Regions from separate parts of the Mus musculus genome. Here region 1 is linked to region 2. Evidence: chromatin contacts called from ENCODE Hi-C or POLR2A ChIA-PET data. All regions are on one chromosome and are shown on one strand. Each heading gives the region's core, a stretch centred on a gene start or an enhancer-like site at or near the end of the contact. The rest is flanking DNA. Distances are from core to core; before and after follow the strand shown. Region 1 holds the start of Plekhh1 (pleckstrin homology domain containing, family H (with MyTH4 domain) member 1). Region 2 overlaps Tmem229b (transmembrane protein 229B).

Evidence for each region. Hi-C counts contacts between places; a loop is a spot of excess contacts on that map. ChIA-PET counts read pairs that join two places held with the same protein, here RNA polymerase II (POLR2A).
Region 1: a map of heart shows a loop between it and region 2 (2.0-fold over the local background). The contact joins the promoter of Plekhh1 here to the enhancer-like site in region 2. A Hi-C loop is called at or near these places in 1 of 37 maps with a recorded cell type or tissue (heart). POLR2A ChIA-PET finds 5 or more read pairs at or near these places in 3 of 5 experiments (Patski and embryonic stem cell).

The regions. Positions count from the first base shown.
Region 1 is chr12:79,027,751-79,031,744 of GRCm38, forward strand. Plekhh1 (pleckstrin homology domain containing, family H (with MyTH4 domain) member 1) reads left to right here and starts at 1,413. Exons shown (of 29, transcript NM_181073.3): 1 at 1,413-1,670.
Region 2 is chr12:78,984,912-78,988,968 of GRCm38, forward strand. The region is part of intron 1 of Tmem229b (transmembrane protein 229B); the gene reads right to left. Among named protein-coding and RNA genes, the nearest start is that of Tmem229b, 20 kb to the right of the region's middle. Within about 2 kb of position 2,737, at least 1 of the 3 ENCODE cell types and tissues checked has a DNase peak (open chromatin) inside an H3K27ac peak, as active enhancers do.

The DNA.
Region 1 (3,994 bases), core at 163-2,662, 42 kb after region 2:
AGTGAAAAGAAGGGCTGCTTAATTAGCATTAAAAGGTGTTTGTAGCCGGGCGTGGTGGCGCACGCCTTTAATCCCAGCACTTGGGAGGCAGAGGCAGGCGGATTTCTGAGTTCGAGGCCAGCCTGGTCTACAAAGTGAGTTCCAGGACAGCCAGGGCTACACAGAGAAACCCTGTCTCAAAAAAAATAAATAAATAAATAAATTAATTAATTAAAAAAAAAGGTGTTTGTAAATACATATATATATGGATATAGACAGATGCATATAAATACATATATGAATATGCATATACATAATATATATAATGACAATAGTTGCATTTGGGTAGGGGTGATCTGCCAAAAACGGATAAAGTCTTAGTGTCCACTATTAGCCCTCTGAATTTGAAATTCATATCATGCTCAAGATTGCCTATTCAAAGTGTATGGAAGTGTCACCCCTTCACAAAACCCAGAGGTCTTGCCTATAAAGTCACTTGGAGTCCCACCCACCCAATTTAACTGCCTTCCTTAGTTCCTGAGCTTTCAAAACCGTGCATGAGAATGCCTAAGGAGGTTTGCTCCGTGGGCAATTCCCCTCTCCCTTCCCACCCCCAGATTCAGATTTAAACCTGGGGTGGGGCTGGGGATTTTTCTCGGTGAGTGCTTGGAGTGAATATTCTAGGCCCCGGGGTGTTTTGTTTCTGTTCAGTTTATGGAATTGGGAAAGGCAGCTTTTGTTTTCCCCTCCCCTCCCCTCCCCTCCCCTTTTCTTTCCTTCCTTCCTTCCTTCCTTCCTTCCTTCCTTCCTTCCTTCCTTCCTTCCTTCCTTCCTTCCTTTCTTTCTTTCTTTCTTTCTTTCTTTCTTTCTTTCTTTCTTTCTTTCATTCATTTTGTGTGCTGGGAATTAAACCCAGGACCTCCTTCATGAGTTCCGCCGCCCACTTAGAAGAAGCTCCTTCCTAACTACATTTCATTTGCATCTTCCTCAGCCCCATCCCCTAACCAAACATCTAGTCCCCTAACCAAACATCTAGTGTCCCACTCCCTCTGGGTGTATAATTGTTATTGTGTGAGTTAGGTATTGCAAACCAGGGCTCCTTGCCCTTCTGGCTCCCTGGCTGTCGCCTTTAAAATAAGCAAGACAAACACAAACAAACAGGTTCTCCTAGAGCTGTAGTGACTCGCTCCCCCTTCTCTCTCTCTCAACTCCAAATCAGTTGTGCAGACTGCTCGCTCCCAGTAACCAGGTGGGACTTTCCTACAGGTGGCTAGACACTCGCTGGGACCTCCTTCCGCGGAGGGAGGGTCCAGTCTGGTGAGCATCCCGCCGGGGATCCCACGCTGTCTGGGGGTCGCAGCGCGCAGCCAGCCCTCCAGGCGGCCCCGGCCGCGCCCCGCGGTGGGAGGCTGCGGCTGCTGAGGTCATTTCCTGTGCCTGGCCGCGAGCTGCCCGCCGAGCGAGCGCGGTGCGGACACAGCCGGCGCGGCGCTGCTCCCAGCGCTGGGGCGGGCTTTGTGCGGAGCTCCGGGGACCTTCCAGGCTCCGACCTCGGCCCGCCACGCCCACCGCGACCCCTGCAGCGGGGGAGCGGAGACCCGGGGGCCTCTCCGCACTCGGGGAGAGCCACTGTGGGGCAGAGGCGCGCGTGGCGGTCGGGGTCGCGGCGGGACTCCCGGCAGCTCACTCAGGTGAGCCGGGCGGGTCGGGGAGGGCCGGGGGGTGTGCCGCTGGGAGAGGGCGTCCGGCGGGACGGACAGGGCTGACTCCTCGCGGCCGGGAGGGCAACTCTGGAGCAGGTGCCTCTCTACCTGGGAGCCGTGGGACGGGCGCAGGCAACCAGGAGCTCCAGGACACCCGCACTGGGAGGCGGTGACTGCCCCTCCCGCAGTAGGTCCTGCTCTTTGGGACCGGCTTGATCCAGTTGCTCCTGGGAAGGCCCCGGGATGTACGTGCAGGCTTCCTTCCAACCCGGTGCTCTCCGCTCAACCCTTCCGCTCCTCTCAGCAGCTTGTCCTAGGTTGCTTGTTAATGTGATTGCTGGATGTCTCTCCTAGGAGTCCTAGGAGTCAAGCTGAACTCATACTGACGGCGTCCTGCCAAGCAGAAAAGAACACAGGTTGGACTCTGAGTGACATCAGGGGCTTTGTGTCCTAGCAATCTTAGGAATACGTCTCCCACGGAGGGTGGCAGAGGTAGCGAGACCCTGTGGAAATAGAATGTTCTCCCTGTTGCTCCTTCAGCATACTTCCTCCCTGTCAGGATCTTCAATCAGCTTCTACTGTAAATCCGCCTCATAAAACTTACTGACATTGACAAACTCCGGGTTCCAGGAGAATGCTCGAAAGATCGTTATTTGAAATAAGTAACCCTTCCCCCCACCCCCAATGTAGTAGCTATCAATCCTCAGCACCAGACTTTCTGGACTGTCTTGTTCAGGACACTGTGCGGTGCAAATAGTCGCCACTCAGTTCAACAATCCATTCACCTTTCTCTGTGAAGGAGGAAACTGGGACTCAGAAAACTTGTGTCTTGCCCAAGGTTATAGTGAAAGACTGTAAAGGTCACGTAGAGACAGGACTCAAACGTAAGCCTTCTAGATTCCACATGTGATACTGTCCTTTGCCTTCCCCTAGCTGCCTAAGGGACCTACTCAGAGCTGTTTTGTGATATTGTTAACCCTGTGGTCCCAAACTTAGGGAAATGAACAATTAGCCTAAACCAGTGTGCTGCCCTTCTGACTGAATCGGTCATCAGCAGTAGAGAGAACTGTGTTCCTCTCAATCCACTCTTAATGGTGTATTCTTTTTCTTTTTTCTCTTTTTTAAATTTCTTTTCTCTGTTTGTCTCTTTCTCCTTCCCCCACCTTTCTTTTCGGAGTCTCTCAACAGCCCTCCTGCCTCAGCAGCCTGTCTAGTGCTGGTGACACGTCACCACATCCAACTCATCTCTCCTAATTATTTTCCTTATCTCTACAAGGCTGTGTATATGTATTGAAATCTGTGTTCCTTACAGGTTGGGGAATGTTTTATTCGTGTAGATGTTTAGGTGTGGGAATCCCCTCCATCACTGCGTACGGGTGCTGAGCCACCATCTGTATTCTAAGGATGGACCAATAAGCTGTCTAACCCTGTCTGACCCTCTACTAATAGCCGGTTCCAGACTGATAATATAGCCTGGCGTGGTGGTCCTTCCCTATAATCAAAATACTTGGAAGGGTAAGGTAGTGGGATCACAGATCCACAGTCTACTATGTAGCAAGTTCCAGGCCTGCCTAGGCTATATAATAAGACCCTGAGAGAAAACCAAACGCTGGAGTCTGATTTGAAGAATAGGCACTTACTGTTGGCTGAAGTATGAATTAGGGGAGCCTCAAGGGAGTGCACTTTACAATGTTCATTACTTAACCCTATGATCCCATTTCTAGGACTACCCTTCAGATATATGCTGATACATATAAAATGAGGCATATTCATTGAATATTCATTGTAGTATTGTTTATTTTAGCAAAAGGTTGGAAAGAACTCAAATGTCCATCAACAAGGGACTCTTAAATAAGGTCATGTAATAGCCTCACAATAGGACGCATTAAGGTTCTTGACCAGGATGTATGCTGACGGGAAGAGCTCTGAGTGCTGCTGTTAAGTACAGAGAATGTAGTGTATCAGGCTAAAGAGGTGGCTCAGCAGGTAAGGGCTTACCGCTCTTGCAGAGGATCTGAGTTTGGTTCCTAGCATCTTCACAACTGCAACTCCATTCCATCTGACACCCACCCTATCCTCCCTCCGGCCTCTGAGGACACCACACATACACACATTATACACATACACACATGCACATTACACACACACATATACATACACATTATACACATACACACATATTACATACACATTACACACACATTATACACACATACACATACATATTACACACATATTACATACACATATAGACATTACATTCACACACACATATTACACACTTATATACACATTATACACATACATACATT
Region 2 (4,057 bases), core at 1,487-3,986:
GTGGATCCCATACCCCTAAATGGACAGCCTTGTCTGGCCTCAGTGGGAGAGGATGTGCCTAGTCCACCTAGTCTGGTGTGTGGGGTGGGGGTGGGGTGGGGGGGTGGGGACTGACACACAGAGGGGGCCTTTCCCTTCTAAAGGGAATGAGGGGAGGACTTCCATGAAGGGGTATTGGAAGTACAGGAAGGGCTGATATTGAGTTGTAAAGTGAATAAATAAATTTAATTAAAACAAAATAAGAACCACAGCTAGACCTGCCCAGCAGTGTGGTTCAGTGCTCTGCTTCCATAACTAAGCCATCCCAGAGGCTTTCAAGCAACCACAGCCAAGCCCAGGAAGTCTGAGTTCACTGAGTTCACTGTAGGCCAGGCACCTGCCCCTGCCACCACAGACAATTCCCACTCTGGTTGCAAGGTACCCAGTGCTGTATACAGCTCTGGCTCAGCCAACCAAAACCACTGCCTACCAAACAAAGATCCACCAGCCAGAAATGCCCCCTTGCAGGCACTGGCTGCACTAATAACAGGTTTGTTAGTAAGGGAAGGCAAAATGGATTACTTTGACCGATGGTCTAACCTTCCTCCTGCCTGTGGTTTTGACTGATGGTCTAACCTTCCTTCTACCTGTAAGCAAAGGAACTTTTTTTTTTTTTTTTTGACCGTGTTTCTCTGTGTAGCCCTAGCTGTGCTGGAACATGTTTTGTAGACCAGACTGTCCTCAAACTCAGAGATCCACTTACTTTTGCCTCCTGAGTGCTGGGATCATAGCTATTGAACATTCCTTTTTATCCAGGCTAATATGATGGGATTTCTATCACTGTCAATCAAGGAACTCCTAAGACAGGCACGAGGATCACACATCCACATAGCCATCTATCCAGGTCCAACAACAATGGCTCTGATCCTTGCAGACAGAAAGGGAAACATGGGGAGAAATCAGACCTCAAATTGGTAAGTCAGGTTAAACAGTATGGCTAATGTAAGCCTCCCTCCTGGTCATTGTCCAAACCTTAATTGGTAGAAAGGAAAATTTACCTTCCCTTTGCCAGCAACCTAGCAAATCTTGCCCATCTCCTGTAAACAGCACTCATGTGGACCAGGAATAAAGAACATGCCAAGAACAGGAAGTGCACAAATTCTTTTTTTCTCAAAATTCCAAAAATATACCATGTAATTGGGTAGCCGCTGGACATGTGAGATTATTTAAGTGTTAATAGATAAAAGTGAGCTGGGTGGTGGTGGGGCACGCCTTTAATCCAGCACTTGGAACTCAGAGGCAGGTGGATTTCTGAGTTCGAGGACAGCCTGGTCTACAGAGTGAGTTCCAGGACAGCCAGGGCTATACAGAGAAACCCTGTCTCGAGAAACCAAAAAGTAAAAGTGAATGAAATTGAAAACTTATCTCTAAGGTAAACTACCCGAATTGCAAGTACTTGAAGCTAAATATTGCCCTTGTCTGCCATATTGGATAGCAGATATGGAATATTTCTGCTGTCACAGGACATGCCATTGACTAGTACTACTCTAGATTTGCTAACCCTGAGTTCCATTCTGTTGATCCCAGGTATCTTGTGCCTTCAGAGCAGGTATCTGTGTTCTCTCACCAAATCAGAAAGAGGTCACGGTGGCCAAGGCTAGCATTTGAAATGAAGGGAGGGTAACCTTTCATAGAAGTTACTATCTATGGTATGTAAAGTGACTTCTACGCAAGTGACCAGGAGACAGTTGTGGTTATTGAGGAATAAGGTCGGCCTTTGGTTCATGCTATAGCTCAGACTATCAGTAATGCTTTGAAGGTTGAAAATCATTTCTTGATTTTTTTTCTGTGCTAGACAGCTTCCAGTAGGCTAATTCATCTGACTCCACACAAGTCTATGAGATGCACACAGACCAACCAACTTATTTAGGAAGATGAAGCTCAAAGAGGTTAAGAAACTTGCTTAAGTCCACACCTAAAAATTTGGAGGCCAAGGTCTCTACTAGTACCTACCCATCCCATACCCCACATGAAAGATAGAGATAGGGGGCTGGTGAGATGGCTCAGTGGGTAAGAGCACCCGACTGCTCTTCCAAAGGTCCAGAGTTCAAATCCCAGCAACCACATGGTGGCTCACAACCATCCGTAACGAGATCTGACGCCCTCTTCTGGTGTGTCTGAAGACAGCTACAGTGTACTTACATATAATAAATAAATAAATCTAGAAAAAAAAGAAAAAAGAAAGATAGAGATATAAGGGGGAGAGTCTAAGATGACTTGATTTTCCTATAGCAATGAGCCGCTTCAAGTTGACAACAGTTCCTTATGAGCTACTGGACATTACCTATAGGCCCAGGATCTGCCAATCAAGGTTGAAAGGCACCATACCATAACCACAGGAAGGCCACAGTACTGTGACATTGGTAGAGGTCAGAAGACAAACATGCGATATTTATCCTGGGTATAATGCAAATTTATTTAAGGAAGCTTTCTGGACCACAGGCTCCTTATCTCTGTATTCCCATGTTCTAGACAGCACTTGAAGTATGTGTTCTCCAAGAATGAGGAACTTTGGCCAAAAGCAGCCTGAAGGGCAGGTATACTGGGGTGAAGGGTATGGATGGAAGAGCGACGGCTCACTGGTGGAACTATGAATTCCCTGCTTGCTCTCCGCCTGATTCCATCTGGCCCATTTCATTTAAGCGATGGCACCCAGGAAAGGCTGCCAGCCACTTGGCAAAGCAGACAGCAGCCACCTCAGGCACCTTCATGACGACCCATGAGTTCAGCGATCCTGGCCCCTCCCTCGGCTTCTTGCTGGACAGCTCCATCTACTGAGCAGGCACCCAGCCTTGCAACACGCTCAAATTATGGCTCCAAACAGCAGTTAGGCAAGAGTAATTAAAGGCAATGTTATCTCAGTCAGTCTCTCATTAGCCATATAATTAGACTGCTGAAAATAATTAACATTCCTTTTGACAAAGGAAACAGAGGACCCATTACACTCATTAAGGGAGCCTCAAGCCAGTCTAGGAAGCCGAGGACTCCTAGTCCCGCCTGTGGCACAGCGATATTGGGTGACTCAGACCTGGTGGCAAGTCCTGCCCTGGGCCAGGCTGCTGGGTGAGCTGATGCATGTGACACTCTATTCCTCTGTGTATCTGTTACAGATAATAACACACATGCGCACAGGGAGAAAACAACCCCGAGGGAGGTGCAGAGCTACATCGGGGCTGGAGGCCAAGGGCAGGCATGTGCCTCCTCAGAGCCTGAGAATGACAGACAAGACATTTCCTAGGAACAATTAAGCTGAGACAGCACCAGAAAACAAGAAGGAATCACAAGGCCTTCCTGAAGACAGAAGTCAGGTGAGAATAAGTTGAGGCGAATGCCGCCCTCCCAAGAGAACAATGAAATAGCAATAATGACAGCTGACATTCACACAGCACATGCAATGGACACCATTCCATGCATTATCTCACTCAGCGCTTACCCAAATCCTATGTGTTAGAGACTGTCATTGCCTCCCCTATATAAGTGAGACCCTAGGTGGTTATAGGGGACTGTCTCCAGATCATGATACCAGGGCTGGGCTGCAGAGTCTCTGCTCCACTGGAGGGGCACTTTGCAGGGTCCATACTTAAGAGATGTGACCTGAAAATGTGAAGATGAGAGGCAAGGAGCACACTGGATTCCTGCAAAACTGAACCAGCAAAGACAACAGGAATGAAATGACTTAAAACATGATAAGTAGGAGTTGGCTCTCTCCCCCACGGTGTGGCTCACTGGGCTTGAACTCCGGTCATCAGGCTTGGTAGCAAGTGCCTTTACCTACTGAGCCATTTCATTGGCCCCAGAAGCTACTTTAAAATGCCTAGCATGGTACGAGTACTTAATAAGATTTTGTTGAACAAAGTAAAAAGCAGTAGCCCCTGTCTGTTATACCAACCCAGGTCTCATCAGGGCTGCCCATACCTGGCTGTCTCTCAAACACATACATGCTCTAGCCTCTTGGAGTCTGTTCAGAATTTCTACCCCCGACTCCACCTGGAATGGCTCTGTCTCTCATCTTTGTTTA